Linked DNA regions of Homo sapiens: regions 2 and 3 are each linked to region 1. Evidence: chromatin loops called from intact Hi-C (ENCODE). Cell type or tissue: PC-3. All regions are shown on one strand.

The links. Peaks named below come from ENCODE experiments on the same cell type or tissue, not always from the same donor. Only the 100,000 strongest peaks of a DNase experiment are listed, where the experiment ranks them.
Region 2: a loop joins it to region 1, with 3 times the contacts of the local background. A loop is called at or near these places in 5 of 110 quality-filtered maps.
Region 3: it touches region 1 in a loop (10-fold over the local background); 38 of 110 quality-filtered maps call a loop at or near these places.

What each region holds. Positions count from the first base shown.
Region 1 is chr5:34,521,323-34,526,322 of GRCh38, reverse strand. LOC124900958 (a long non-coding RNA gene) reads right to left here and starts at 367. Exons shown (of 3, transcript XR_007058727.1): 1 at 232-367. RefSeq lists an enhancer at 2,769-3,292. In PC-3, a CTCF peak has its summit at 3,008 (motif pointing left); DNase peaks (open chromatin) are centred at 1,972 and 3,012; H3K27ac peaks cover 3,324 bases.
Region 2 is chr5:34,574,889-34,579,888 of GRCh38, reverse strand. No RefSeq gene overlaps it. Among named protein-coding and RNA genes, the nearest start is that of RAI14-DT, 79 kb to the left of the region's middle. In PC-3, no CTCF peak of the experiment used is centred here; no DNase peak of the experiment used is centred here; H3K27ac peaks cover 1,300 bases.
Region 3 is chr5:34,655,306-34,660,305 of GRCh38, reverse strand. RAI14 (retinoic acid induced 14) reads right to left here and starts at 3,978. Exons shown (of 18, transcript NM_015577.3): 1 at 3,831-3,978. RAI14-DT (RAI14 divergent transcript) reads left to right here and starts at 4,133. Exons shown (of 3, transcript NR_183264.1): 1 at 4,133-4,313. RefSeq lists a silencer at 3,971-4,020. In PC-3, a CTCF peak has its summit at 2,088; a DNase peak (open chromatin) is centred at 4,045; H3K4me3 peaks cover 3,963 bases; H3K27ac peaks cover 3,028 bases.

The DNA of each region.
Region 1 (5,000 bases):
GATTTAACAAAAAAATACAGACAGGAAACTCAGTTAAATTTGAATTTCAGATAAACAACAAATGTTTTTTGATGTACATGAATTCTGTGCAATATTTGGGACATACTCATACTAAAAATTATTTGTTATGTACCTGTATCTGAAATTCAAATGTACCTGAGTGTCCTATTATTGATTCAACCACCCTAGTTCCTGTGGAATTCCATGGTCAGGATATCCGATGAAACAAACCTTGACTCTTGACTGTTGGAACTAAATCTGGGAATCTGGTACTCTTCCAGTTCTGACATTGGCAGGTCTTCTTGATTGTTGCTGTTCCCAAATGAGGGACCAAGTTCTTCGGGGAGTTCCACAGGAAGGCTCGGGCATGACCCGGCTCCTGGGAACTCCCTATAACAGGAGGTGCACAGCCAGTTCACGGAAAATGCAACTGTCACAGTGAAGTCAGCATGTTTTTATATATGCAGTCTAATCACAAAGTGCTTTCGGATAACCTTCTCATTTGATTCCTCAACAGCCCTGAATAGGGCTTAGCAAATATCTTCTCTGCTTCAGATGAGAAAACACTGAGGTGATGTTGGCCAAGTCAGTGCCAATTAAGCAGTGAGTTAAGGGTCACCTGAGCTGTCAGGCCCTAAGACCAATTTTACCTTGCTTTTTTGTTAGAACAGACTACTTTGTTACTAAAGTCAAATACACTTTTCCAAAACCATTACATTATGGGTTTTTTCTATTTATAAAAGTAATATTTGATTATTGCAGAAAACATGAAAATCACAGACAAAAAAAGAATAGAAGAGAAATCAGCAAAGGAAGTAATTCTACCCTTGTGAGATAACTACTGCTAACATGGAGGTGTATGGCCTTCCATTCTCTGTCCTTCTTATATATATTAATATATGATCAGTTTTAAATAAGAAAGGCCAAGTCCTCTTACACACATGCATGCATATATGAATGATAAAAATATAAATGTATGAATAGTTGTATACGTGAAGCTCATCATATGCATATGTGCACAAACATGTCTATACGTAATATGAACTTATATTATTTTGAAATTAGATTATTTATTTTTGGCATTAATCAGATCTTAAGACTGAGCACAAAAATGAGGTGAAAATCACCAAATAAACTCTGGATAAAGAGTGTAGGCAATGGCCGGGTGGTGTGGCTCACGCCTGTAATCCCAGCACTTTGGGAGGCTGAGGCGGGCAGGTCTCTTGAGCCCAGGAGTTTGAGACCAGCCTGGGCAACAAGGCAAAATCATCTCTACAAAAAAATAGAAAAATCAGCCAGGTAGGTGCCTGTAGTCCTAGCTACTTTGGAGGCTGAGATGAGAGGATCACCTGAGCCGGGGGAGGTCTTAGCTGCAGTGAGCCATGATTGTGCCACTTTACTCCAGCCTGGGCGACAGAGCGAGACTCCGTCTCATAAAAAAATAAAAAATAAAAAAATAAAAATAAAAAGAGTGTGGGCAGTGAAGGACATGAGAACAATGTCTCACCACAGTGATGAGTGAGCCTATCCTTCACATTGAATCTGTTCCTAATTAAAAATGAGTGTTTGGTGGGTAAAGAGGGTAAAGCTAAAAAGATCTGTCCCTAATGCTTTCCCACTGAACTATTGACTTACCCTGACTACTACCTTGTCAACAATTTATCTCCCCTTTGGACATAAACATTGATAATCCAGAACTGATGTTGCTGTGACTCCAGTAGCACTTGGTACTCAGCTGTAATATGTCTGTGATCAATGTTTTCATCGATATGTAATGCTTATATGCAACCTTAGAACCACTTCTTGTTTGAAGGTCTTGAGATGATTATTCATTTGAAGAGGTCAATACTTACATGACAATATCTTATATGACAACTAAAATGGTTTATTTTTGCAGTTACCAGATATGACAACTTAAGACAACATAGTCTGATGGTGGCCTGGGGCCAAATCAGAAATATCTGTTGGGACACACTCCTAGGCTATGAGTGACTCATAATCACTTTCACTGGCCTTGCTGTAGGCTCAGCCACATATGACCTGCTATGTCTCAGAGAAACTTCTCTCCTTTCTCTTCCAAAATAAATCTCAAAACACCCAACACTCTATGTAAGCAAAGCTATTCAGAGCTTCGCAACTCTCTAGCATGGCATCAGATCCTGTAGAAAGTTATAGGAGATACCCTGGGGATTGAAGATGCTGCACCACCTCATTACAAAAGCTTGAGTGCATCTGACTCTCTGGGTCTCCCTTGCTAGCACAAACCACTCAAGAAATATGTGGCTATGAAAATCTACGATCAATGCTGGCATCATTATATTTGATTATTTCTTGGTGTGTGAATATATATAAACACTATATGCTGAGTGTTCCCCATCTTAGGCATTTATTTTGTAAAGTGATTATATTTGTATTTCCTTCATCTCTCACCAGGCAGACAAACTCAGTTTTAAATATATATTAAATCAAATGAAGACCTATAAAAAACACATCCATCAGAATAGATTAGCGTCTACAACATTGTGCTGTAACATGGTTTTTTCAGTGTGAATCTTGCTTCGAAAGTAAAATGTTGGAAAGCTTTGTTTAAATCTACCAAGCAGGAAAACCAAATGAATACAAAACAAAATCTCAGCTGGCCAATTGTTTCAGACCCAAGACCTGTTCTATTTATTGTTTTTGTAAGAAATAGTTGCCTGGAACATCATTTCTATGGCAGAAATAGTGTCAAGTTCCTAAGGAGAAGAAGTAGGAGGAAGCTCTAAGTGTAAACACCCAAACAGTGGAAGGAAAACCACACATCACTTACTTTGAAAACAGTAGCTGCTTGGGGCCATGATTTTGACGAATCATAATGAGCACTCACAAATTGATTTAATATTAAAATGCATCCAAGCAGACTTTGAAACTATAATTCTCTGACAGTGGATGGACTGATGAAACTCACCAGGAAGGCCAGTTACTCAGGCCTGCGATGTCTTCGGTTATTGAAGACATGTGATTGCCACCTAGCGGCCAACATTAACTTCACCTGGAAGGTCGAGCAATTCTGCAGCCCACTTTGCCCAATGCATAAGGACAACAGTACCAGTCTTTGTCAGTACTCAATTCAAATTCCTTAACACTTCCTCTTTTATCACATCTCTTTGTTCTGTGTAAGTCACCTGTTTACCATCTCTAAGACCAAACATTTTCCTTCACTCCATGTCATTAGTCCCAGAGAGCCTAAGAACCTATCTGCAAAATTCCCTCCATAGTTCTCATTCCATTTCCTTTTTTTTAAACCACAGTTGTTCTATTGGTAAGAAGAAGGGCTCCTGCCTTCATTTTCTCCACCCAGCTTCTTCCACTTTCTCTCCTCCTATTTCACGTCACAAGACACAAGGGCGTCTTGAGAGAGAGGCTTCTGAAAGAAAGCTTGGTAAGGATAACTGAAAACCTGAGAACAATAGTGTCAGAGGCTTTTGAACCAGAGCAACTCCATCTTGAAGAGGGGCTGGGTGAAATAAGGCTGAGACCTGCTGGGCTACATTCCCAGGCAGTTAGGCATTCTAAGTCACAGGATGAGACAGGAGGTCAGCACAAGGTACAGGTCATAAAGACCTTGCTGATAAAACAGGTTGCAGTAAAGAAGCCGACTAAAACCCACCGAAACCAAGACGGTGGCGAGAGTGACCTCTGGCCATCCTCACTGCTACACTCTCACCAGCGCCATGACAGTTTATAAATGCCATGGCAATGACAGGAAGTTACCCGATAAGGTCTAAAAAGGGGATGCATGAATAATCCACCCCTTGTTTAGCATATCATCAAGAAATAACCATAAAAATGGACAACCAGCAGCCCTCGGGGCTGCTCTGCCTATGGAGTAGCCATTCTTTTATTCCTTCACTTTCCCAATAAACTTGCTTTCACTTTACGGACTTGCCCTGAATTCTTTCTTGCACAAGATTCAAGAACTCTCGCTTGGGGTCTGGATCCAGACCCCTTTCCGGTAACAGCAACACTCCTGTTACTTCACCAAGGAATTATAAGTAAATATTTCTATGTTACCAAGACTGACAAAGTTCAAAAATAATAATGCTGATAATACAGCTGTTTGTGGTGAAAATAAGTGGAAAATGTGTTGGCCAAGCTGGTCTGAACTCCTGACCTCAGGTGATCCACGCCTTGGCCTCCCAAAGTGCTGGGATCACAGGCATGAGCCACCGCACCCAGACCTAGTTTAGTCTTTGTGTTGACAAAGCACAAAGATGAAACTATTTGCCACGCCCCTCCTTCACCACAACTGGACCTGCTCTAACCTCCTCTCTGCCCTGGTCTGAGCCTTGGATCCTATCACCTTGGCTCCCTTGCCTTGGTTTCTTGTTAGGTAGAATCAGAGCCAGGCTCCATCAGGAGAATGGAGGGCAGGAGGAAAGAGAATTAGGGTGGAGGGCAGAGGATGCCAGGGTGTCCTGTCCCCCATGCTCCCTCCCAGCTTTGAGCCTTGCTTCTGGCAGTGACTCTGTGACTCCCGCTTCTGGTAGAGGCCTCACCATGGCTCCAGGCCTCACCGGGCTCCATTTCCTCTCTCGTTTCTTCCGATTTAGGGGAGGTAGCAGCTTCCTGCCGTTGCTCCTCTCTGGGTCTTCATCATCTGGTTACTCCTTTCACCCTGTGCACCTCTGTGATTAAACTCTCTTCATCTAAACCACCTGAGTTGAATGATTTCTTCTGCTGGGATCTTGATACAGTTCCTATTGTTTGTTTTCCTTTTAATCCAGTCTGATTTTCCCTCTGTGCATCTGAACACATATTATTTGAGATGGAAGCTGTCACCTGGGCTCTCGGGGCGGGAGGGGGGGAACACTCTGACTTGTTTTGTTTATTTATTCTGGAGTGTGCACTTGCTAATCCACGTACCAGAAGACATATGTACAGTGACCTTACTTTTCCAATTAAGTGGACCAAAAGGAAATTTTCCTTTTTTTTTTTTTCTTTTTTGAGACAGAGTCTGG
Region 2 (5,000 bases), 54 kb before region 1:
GTTCCTCCACTATCCCCTGAACCCTTGCTGACAGGGCCGCAAAGACAGAAACAGTGTCAGGCCCTGGGGGCTGAATGTGTGGGGAGTTTTATGAGGCAGGGTAAAGACAGAAGGGGCCTTTAGGGGAGAATAACAAAGAGGACGACTCCACTCACTTCACGGGAGCTCAGGGATGGCTCTGCACACCATCCCATTTGTGCTAAATTCCACCCAGAGTGGTATTTATGAGTCCCATTCCCAAGGGACTCATATCATCTGGTTCGTATATTTAGGCCATTTTCTCTGGTGTATGAACTGTCCAGAGAGAGTAGGAGATGGTGGAGCAGGAAGCCCTTTGGATAACTGGCCACCTGTCCTTGTTTTCCCGCAGGCCCTGTTCTGTTGTCAGCCAGGTTCTGAGGCTAAACAGAGGCAAACCCATTGCTGCAGAGCTCATCCCTGGCCAGTGCTCTGGGTTTATAAAATGCCTGAACTGCTGTCGTTCATTGGTTCCAGTGGTCAGACCAGCCTACTGGTAAATGGATATAGTTTATTTTTCAGTGCCTGAACAAAAGTGTCTTCCCTGTGGACCTCTCCAGGGCCTGGAATTATTTTATTAGTCTCTTCTTTGAGTCAAATTAAGTATTAAGAGTATGTATGCCATCATTAGAGGTGATCGACATCTTGGTCCAATTCAGTTTATTGCATTAACCAGCAGGCAAGGTTGGAGTGACCCTCCCTCCCTTTACCCTTTCTCCTTCTCCTTCCTCCCCCTCTCCTTTCTCCTCTTGCAGCATCTGTTCACAGGCACACTTTGGTAAGGTTGGGGAAGTGGTGCTGCAGAGGTGTGGATCTGCTTCAGGGAGCCTTCTGGAAGTTCAGGCCCAGAGTGGAGAGCAGTGAGGGAAGTGCTGGAGTGGCCTGGGGCTGCAGGAAGACACTGGGCTTCTTGGCTGAGCACAAACTTTCACAACAGCTCCTATGGTAGCCTGAGTGATGGCCACCGAAGACATGCATGCTTGAATCCCTGGAACTTGTGAATGTTACCTTATGTGGCAAGGGGGACTCTGCAGATACAACTAAGTTAAGGACCTTGGGATGGAGAGATTTTCCTGGTGGGCCTCAAATGTGGTTGTCAGTGTCTTTATAAGAGGGAGGCAGATGGAGCTTTAACACAGATGAGGAGACAAAATGACCACAGAGGCAGAGATGGGAGTAATGAGGTCATGAGCCGAGGATTCTTGGCACCCATGAGAAGCTGGAAGGGGCAAGAAACAGGTTCTCTCCTGGGGCCTCCAGATCCCTTGATTTTAGGCCTATAAGGATGAGTTCAGACTTCTGGTATCCAGAATTGTAAGAGAGTAAGCTTGTGTTGTTTTAAGCCACCAAGTTTATGGTACTTTGTTATAGCAGTGGTAGCAAATGAATACAGTTCATGGGCACACTCTAATTCTGGGTTCTCTAAGGAGGCTCCTGAGACCTAAGGGTCTGAAAGATGTAGCTTCATGAATGCTTGGACCCAACAGGACACCCCAGGCTGAACAAGGCCTTTGCTCTAGGTCAGATTTGCTCTCCCAGGGGAGATCCAATCAGTTTAAAATGGAACCTGCGTGCGGTGGCTCACGCCTGTAATCCCAATACTTTGGGAGGACGAGGTGGGCAGATCACCTGAGGTCAGGAGTTCAAGACCAGCCTGGCCAACATGGGGAAACCCCATCTCTACTGAAAACACAAAAAATTAGCTGGGTGTGGTGGCAGGTGCCTGTAATCCCAGCTACTTGCGAGGCTGAGGCAGAAGAATCGCCTGAATCCGGGAGACGGAGTTGTGGTGAGCTGAGATTGCGCCATTGCACTCCAGCCTGGGTGACTGAGCCAGACTCCATCTCAAAAAAAAATAAAATAAAATCTAATGTATATGATTCATTTTGAAGCATCGGCTCACACAATTGTGGAGGCTGAGAAGTCCCACGGTCTGTCATCTTAAAGCTGGAGACCCGGGAAAGCTGGTGGTCAAGTTCTGAGAGCCAGAGGGCTGATGGTACATGTCCCAGTCAAGGGCAGGAGAAGATTAACATTCCCATTCAAGCAGTCAAGCAGAGAGAGCAAATACCCTCTTCCAGCACCTTCGCTTTCTACTTAGACCTTCAATAGACTGGAGGATGTCTTCCCATACTGGGGAGGGCGGTCTGCTTTACTCAGTCCACTGATTCAATGCTAATCTCATCCAGAGACACCCTCACAGACACACCCAGAAATAATATTTAATCTGGACACCGCATGTTTCAGTCGAGTTGAGGTTTAAAATAAGCCTTCACGCACCCTTACAACTTAGGTGCCATTTCCCCCCACTGAGCTCCCTTCTTATCCTCTGAGAACACAAGGAGGTATTACTCACAACACAGCCCAGCTGGCCAGCACCAGCTACATAATCTGTGGGGTCCAGTACAAAATGAAAATGCAGAACTGATTCTTCCACACTTGAGAAGCATCTCATCTCAAGATGGCGGGAGCAGGGCATTCACCAGGCATGGCGCCTTCTGCAGGCCCAGCCCAGAGCTACCACAGGTCATGCTCCCATGAGGAGGACTCCTGCCTCTGGCCTCTGTTCTATTTCTAGGTTGGACTTCCACCTCCTACATCATTTTTCTTCCAGAAGCACATGAAGCTTTTTTAGGAAGCCATTTCTTTTTGGCTCCATTTCTTCTTCGTGGAAAAGGCTTCCACTCTCAAAGTTTGCCAAGCCAAAAATAGAATCTGCTTGAAGAGTGAAATGAGACTCAGGATCCTGCTGATAACTCCAATGTTTTAAAAACAAACAAGGACAACTATAAAGATAGTTTATGGGCTCATTAAAAATCTCCAAACCACAGTATCAACCACAGGATGGAGGGTGTCATTTTAGGAAAACTCTGTAATGCACCACGGTGAACCCGCCCCGCTGAAGCTCCATGGTGGCACAGGGGCCTCTGGCAGGGCGATGCGCTTCTCACAGTGAGCAGGGAGTGGGAGGCCCCCACAAGCTCTTATGGGAGAAGGGAATCAGGGGTGCCTATGCAACCATAGGACATATAAGTGTAAGTGGCTTTTTTTTTTTTGAGACGGAGTTTTGCTTCTGTTGCCCAGGCTGGAGTGCATCGGTGTGATCTTGGTTCACTGCAACCTCTGTCTCCCAGGTTCAAGCGATTCTCCTGCCTCAGCCTCCTGAATAGTTGGGACCACAGATGTATGCTGCCACACCTGGCTGATTTTTTAAAAAAATTATTCGTAGCAATGAGCATCTCCCTATGTTGCCCAGGCTGGTCTTGAACTCCTGGGCTGAAGTAATCCTCCCACCTCCACCTCCCAAAGTGCTGAGATTACAGGCATGAGAGCCCAGCCTTATGCTTTTAGTTCATACTTTAGGAAGAGTTATCAGAAATGAAATGCAACGCAGTGCCTAGGGCTGGGAAGGAGGTGGGGGTAACTAGAAGGACAAAAAAGAGTGGAAGATGAGGATGACAGAAGAAGGGTGTGCTATTGATCAGCAGGAGGGCCAGGAATTGGGCCCCTTGCTCCAGGGTTTTTAACTTTATTCATGCCATGGGAACCCCCAGCAGCCTGGTGAAGCCAGTGGAACCTTTCTCAGAGGAATATTTTAAAATGCATAAAATAAAATTCATAGAATTCCACAGCAGACTGTAGTAATATTAAAATACAGTTATCAAAATGCTTAAAGTACACATTTGTGATATAATAATGTATGTGCTTTTTTTCCTAATGCATTAAATAAGACCTAGTGGCAGTTCTATTGATTATTTTAATTTAGAAGTAGTGCTATTAGTAAATGCTATTTCAAGGTATCTGCAACAATTATTATTTGATATGAAAATATCTGATTTTTACTAGTAAAAAAGTAGGGACTGCTGTAAGTACAGAATTGTAGTTTGCTGACAGCCTTTTGAATTGAAAGAAATGCTAAATATCCATTTGAGGCTGGCAAAAATAAAGTTGTAATCTTTTTCCATCCAACTTCATGGACTTGCTGAATTCTCTCTTTGGAACACTTGTGGGTCTATTGGTCCCTAAGTTAAGAACCTCTCTGCAGAAGTTAAAACCTATCTGTGCAATCCTAGTGGGGACAGAAAAAAGATCAGGTCCTCAAGACCTTATAAATTAGACAGGCAACTTGGGGTAATGTTTGCTAATTGCTGCAGATAAAAGGCTTAGGCAGAGGGTTTTCATTTAATTTTTTTTCACCAATTTTATAAAAATCATTATTTAAAGTTCATTGAAATGTGCCCATGGCTTATGCATTGTACACAGCTGGATTTACTAAAAGGATGGTTAATTAAGAAGCTGTCAAAGAAGAGGGGTGATGGATTTCATTAGCCAATCTGCATAGTGTTCAGGAGAGCCTGTGGGGCTCCTTAAGTGGGTCTCATTGAAGTCACCTCCAGAGCCTTGGAGATGGGTGTTGGCAGCCTTCTGAGCATTTCATTAGGTTGTTACTCCTATGTGCATGTGGAGGAAGTGATAGCCAAACAACCTCAGAGAGCAAAAGGCCCGTACCTGAGGCAGCTTTCTTCTCACATTGCTTTTGCTCTCCTTATTGTTTTGGGTTTTTCCAGCTCTTTAAACAAGTAGTTCATCAAGTCAGGTGTGCAGACCACGTGATTCCAAGTCCTATAAATGCTCCCAGGGAAGGGAATAGAACCAGGCAGCGTTCTGCTGTATGTAGAAGTCCTGAAGTCAACAACTGTTGCTCTCAGGTTACCAAGGCAACTTGCTCATGCCAACCATGCTGGTGGCAGGAAAAGGGTTGGAGAGAAGACCACACATTGCCTCCCTTTAGAAAACCCCAGGACCTTATGAAACAGTGCACTACAGCTACTGTTTCCACCACCTGTAATAAAATATAATAGTTGGTTCACCACTAATAAAGGGTCCAGCAGTATTCTAAGTCTTTTTATATTACCTTGTTGAATCCTTGGTTTAATATCTAAGAAGTAGATATTATTATTCCTATTTTGTAGATAAGGGAG
Region 3 (5,000 bases), 130 kb before region 1:
CATGCGCCACCACGCCTGGGTAATTTTGTATTTTTAGTAGAGACGGGGTTTCTCCATGTTGGTCAGGCTGGTCTCGAACTCCTGACCTCAGGTGATCCACCTGCCTCGGCCTCCCAAAGTGCTGGGAGCTGAGACAGGGTCTCACTCTGTCGCCCAGGCTGCAATGCAGTGGTGTAATCTAGGCTCACTGCAGCCTTGACATCCAGGACTCAAGCAATCCTCCCACCTCAGCCTCCTGAGTAGCTAGGACCACAGGCACACCACCACACCCAGCTAATTTTTGTATTTTTTGTAGAGATGAGGTTTTACCATGTTTCCCAGGCTAGTTTTGAACTCCTGAGTTCAAGCAATCCTCCTGCCTTGGCCTCCCAAAGTGCTGGGATTACAGGCATGCAACACTACACCAGTCCCACTTTTCTTAATTAAAACAAAGAAAGAAAAAAGAAAAAAATAATCCAGCCAACTATGTAATCTTCTTAGAATTTAATCAGTTTCACTTTTTTAGTCAACAGATAGCCAAGACCATACAAGCACCCTAAATATTTGTTGAAGAATGAATAATAAATGCAATATTACCTAAACTTCATTACCCAGCAACTAACTAAATAAGTGTGTAACAGAAAAATGTGTGCACAAGAAAACATCTCAGGATGTTTATTGTACAAACTGTTATAGTAAAAAGAAATAAAAATAAAAATGAAAATGGAAATAGAGTGTCACTCAGCAGAAAAAGTGTAACAGTGAAAAACTAGGCCAGGCACAGTGGCTCATGCACTGTGGAAGGCTGAGGTAGAAGGCTCACTTGAGGCTGAGAGTTCAAGGCCAGCCTGAGCAACATAGTAAGACCCTGTCTCTACAAAAATGAAAAAAATTAGCCAGGCATGGTGGCATGTGCCTGTGGTCCCAGCCACTTTGGAGGATGAGGCAGGAGGACTGCTTGAGCCCAGGAGATTGAGGCTGTAGTGAGCAGTGATCACGATACTGCACTCCAGCCTGGGTGACAGAGCGAGACCGCAGCTCAAACAAAAAACAGTGAAAAACCAGAAACCCTAACTTACTCTTGGCAAGGGAGTAAATATACTATACTTTTTTCATACACTGGGATTCTCTGTAACAGCTAAAGTGAATAAAGATCTATTAACACATGTATCTCAAAAACATAGTAAGTTAAAAATGCAAGCTATACATAGGTAGAATTATGCCATTTATGTAAAATGTTAAACACAAACTCACATGTATTTTTTTGTGGATACAGTGTAGTTCCAAACATGCTTGAGAACTGTGTGCGCTAACTTCACATTAGAGGTTACCTGAGGATGGAGGCAAAGGAGTAGGAATAGATCAAATATTTAAGTTATAGTTTATTTTTCCGGGGGGGGAGAGGTATGGATCAAATATGAAAATATTAGCAACTATTAAACCTAGGAAGTAGAAGACAAAATGGCTTACTATACTCTGTTTTTATGTATGTTAGAAATATTTCATACTTATTTATTTATTTATTTATTTGAGACAGAGTCTTGCTCTGTCGCCAGGTTGGAGTGCAGTGGCGCAATCCCAGCTCACTGCAACCTCCACCTCCCGGGTTCAAGCGATTCTCCTGCCTCAGCCTCTCAAGTAGCTGGGATTACAAGTGCGTGCCACCACGCCCAGCTAATTTTTATTTTTTGTATTTTTAGTAGAGACGGGGTTTCACTGTGTTGGCCAGGATGGTCTCGATCTCCTGACCTCATGATCCGCCTGCCTCGGCCTCCCAAAGTGCTGGGATTACAGGCATAAGCACCATGCCTGGCCCTTATTTTTATTTTTAAAGGATGAAAAAAAAGGAAAGAAGGAAGGGAGGGAGGGGGTGGAGGAAGGAGAGGCAAAAGTTGTCCACTGCATTCTATTAATTCCAAGGCCCAGTTGTTCTTAACCTCCAAATCTGCTTCTTCACTTTTAAAGCCTAGGTGATAGTACGTGTACCTGCCTAGAACATGCTTTGAAAACTAGCAGACTGGAGAGAGAATTTCACTGTCAGGTTCACTACTGGTGGGCGGGACACTACATCATTCCCCTACGGAATCCCTAGGGGGCTCAGCATCCTTTCTGTCTCTTCAATTCAGATAACAGTAATAAGATTTTCCAGCAGGGTTATAATCACACCACCACCACCACCATCTCCAAAAAGCCATAAAACAATAAATTCATTACTGAAGCATCTCAGTGAATGGAGATGAAAACTGTGCAACAGCCCAGCACGGGATAGCTCTCCCAATCTCTGTTAGACAAGCACTGGCTAAAATATAAGAACTGGATCAATCTCCTCACATAAAATCAACTGTCTTACAAACCCAAGGGGGAAAAAAATCACACTTGTTAGGCATCATTAAGAAAAGATTATCAGATTATATACATCAGTAATAAAATTCCGAGCCACAGGGCGAACAGGGACCTGCAGGCTGGGGACAGAGCAGCCAAAATCCAGCCTCCCTGTGATTCCCGACCTCTTCTCCAACTCTGTGCAAAGCCCGAGGAGGTGAGACTCTCTTCGCTAAGGCGAGCTTCGGCTATGTCCTAGTGATGGACAGTTCCTCTCTGCCAGGCCCCTGCAGCCTTGAGACCACATTCCCCAGAGATCCGGCAACGTTTCCCCATCCCAGGCAGCTGGGCATTCTCCTCTCCCGGAAGGAAGACGGAATCCCACCCCGATCATGCGTGAGCTGCGGCGAAGAGAAGCCGCTGGTCCCGAGGCGAGGGGCCTCGAGTCCGCAGATTCCCCTCAACATTTCTGGGAGTAAAGTTGGGCTTAGCTGGGCTCCTGGCAAATAAAGAGGAGCCTGGAAAGACAGCCATGCTCAGGCCCCCGTGAGGCCACTTCGGACCCCTCCACGCTGTGCTGGGCTGCATCTGCCTTAATTCCCCGTCTGTTGCTTCTCCAGGCTCTGAGCCCCCTCCACAAAAGGGGGATGCGAAACTCAAAGGAGTTAGGATGTCAACCCTGCAAACCGCAGAAACTAAACCGACACCAACCTGCCCAAGAAGGCAGCGAAGGTGGTTGAGGACGACACCCCACCCCCCACCCCCCACCAGGCAGGGGTCGCGGGAGATGGCGGGCGCCTTTCTGGTGGCTCCACGTCCTCCTTACTCCCGAAGTCCCGGCGGCCCCGAGTCTGCCCCAACTCCAGCATCCGTTCTCCCCGAGCTGCGGCGGGGAAAACAAGGTAGGGGGCAGGGGCAGGCCCAGAGGGGTCTCGCCCCCGCCCTTGGGCCGGCCGAGGGGCTCCCTGGAGTCAGAGGAGGAACAATAGCGGACCCCGCGTCCTGGGAGCCACCCGGAGTCTCCCGCTCGCACCTCCCTCCCCACCTCCTCCAAGTTCAGCCGGGAGGCGGATTGGGCTCAGCAGCACCGACGCGGGGGCAGCGAGGCGCCGCGCGGGGCGAAACAGGTGGGACCCGGCGCAGACTCCAGGGTGCATCTCCGGGTCTGCTCATTCATTCCCACCCGCGCTCCCTCCGCCGCGGCCCCTGCCCCGCGCCCCGCCCCAGCCGGCCTGCGAGTCGCGGAGGACCCGGGAAGAACCCTTCTCCTAACTTGGCCGGGTCTTCCCGCTCTACCCTCATCTCCACCTTCCTCTCCTTCCTCTTGTCCCCAGATCTGCTCTCCGCAGACAGTGGGCTGCCGGCGGTGGACCAGGGAGAGGTGGCGGGACCCCGGCTGCAGCCCGCTCAGCCGCTCCGCCCGGGCGCCGTCCCCAGCGCCTCCCGCGCCCGAGCTCCAGACACAAAGGCGGGGACACGAGCCCGGGACCCCGCGCCGGGAGCCTCCCAACTCCGTGCCGCGCACTCACCCCATCGAGGCGGCGGCGGCGCTCCCCGGACCCAGCTGGCTGCTCCACCCCGCCCGCCGCTTCCCCAGGAAAACGCGGCCGCCGGGCTCGCTTCCTGCTCGGCTTCCTGCGCCGCAGTCCCTCCTCCTCCCCCGCTGCGGGGGTCAGTGGGCGCCGAGCTCCCGGGCTAGGCCGGCGGGGCGGGGGCAGCGGCAGCACCACCACGTGGCCGCCGGGCGCCGGCCCCCGCCGACCTGGATCCAGTGGGAGCGGGAAGGGAGGCGCTAACCATTCCCCTCCCATTCCACCCCTCGCGGCCCCAAATTCCGCGAGTCAGGTGACCCGGCCCCGGGCTCTGGCCGGGACCTGCGGGGGGTGCTCTCCGCCCTCCAGCCCCCGGCGCATCTCCCCGGCCCGCGCGTCCCGGCTGTTCGTGGCTTGCTTTTAGTCTCCAGGGATCGTGGGACCCTTCTCCGCGGATCTGTTTCATCCTCTTAACCTGAAGTTAGTGGAAGCCCCCCACGCTCTGACCCCTGGGTTTAGGACGGATGAGATCCCAGATACTGTTTATTTCTGATTAACTTCCAAAGTCGTTTGTGGTAGTGGCGAGTGTTTCAAAGTCACGGATCCAAGCCCCTTCTGACCAGAATCTAAAAGGTTGTTTTCCAAAATCATTGAACAGAAAGTAAAGTAGAATGTGCTCACGTTCTCCGGACTGAACCAATTGGTTGAAGTGACTGTTTTCTAGCACTCATTGGGTGGCAAGGCAAGACTACCACCGTTCAGTGTTGTTCTGCTCAGGAGTTAGAAAGGAGAAACCTACAGCCTGAACTGACAGGCGAGATTGCGCATGGGAACGCCTTCAAAATAGTGTGTGAGAAGCCACGGGGTACAGGCTCACTGCCCCAGGTCCCCGACAGCTTCTCTCCCTATCCCAGCCCACTAAGGCCCGACCTTTCAATTACGATGGACTCCACCATTAATTCCAAGGATTTCAAAGCTCTCTATCTACCCACTCATCTAATTTGGGCTGGCTTTTCCATGCATTCTAGTCATGCTAACCAGCTGTGACTTCAGTTCTGTTCACCTAAGCTCCTCCCTTCTCCTCGTTAGCTCTGCCTCCTTTGCTCAGGGAAGAAAGCTTTCTAGAATAAATAACGTATTGAGTTCTTTCTGGGATCTACTGTAAGT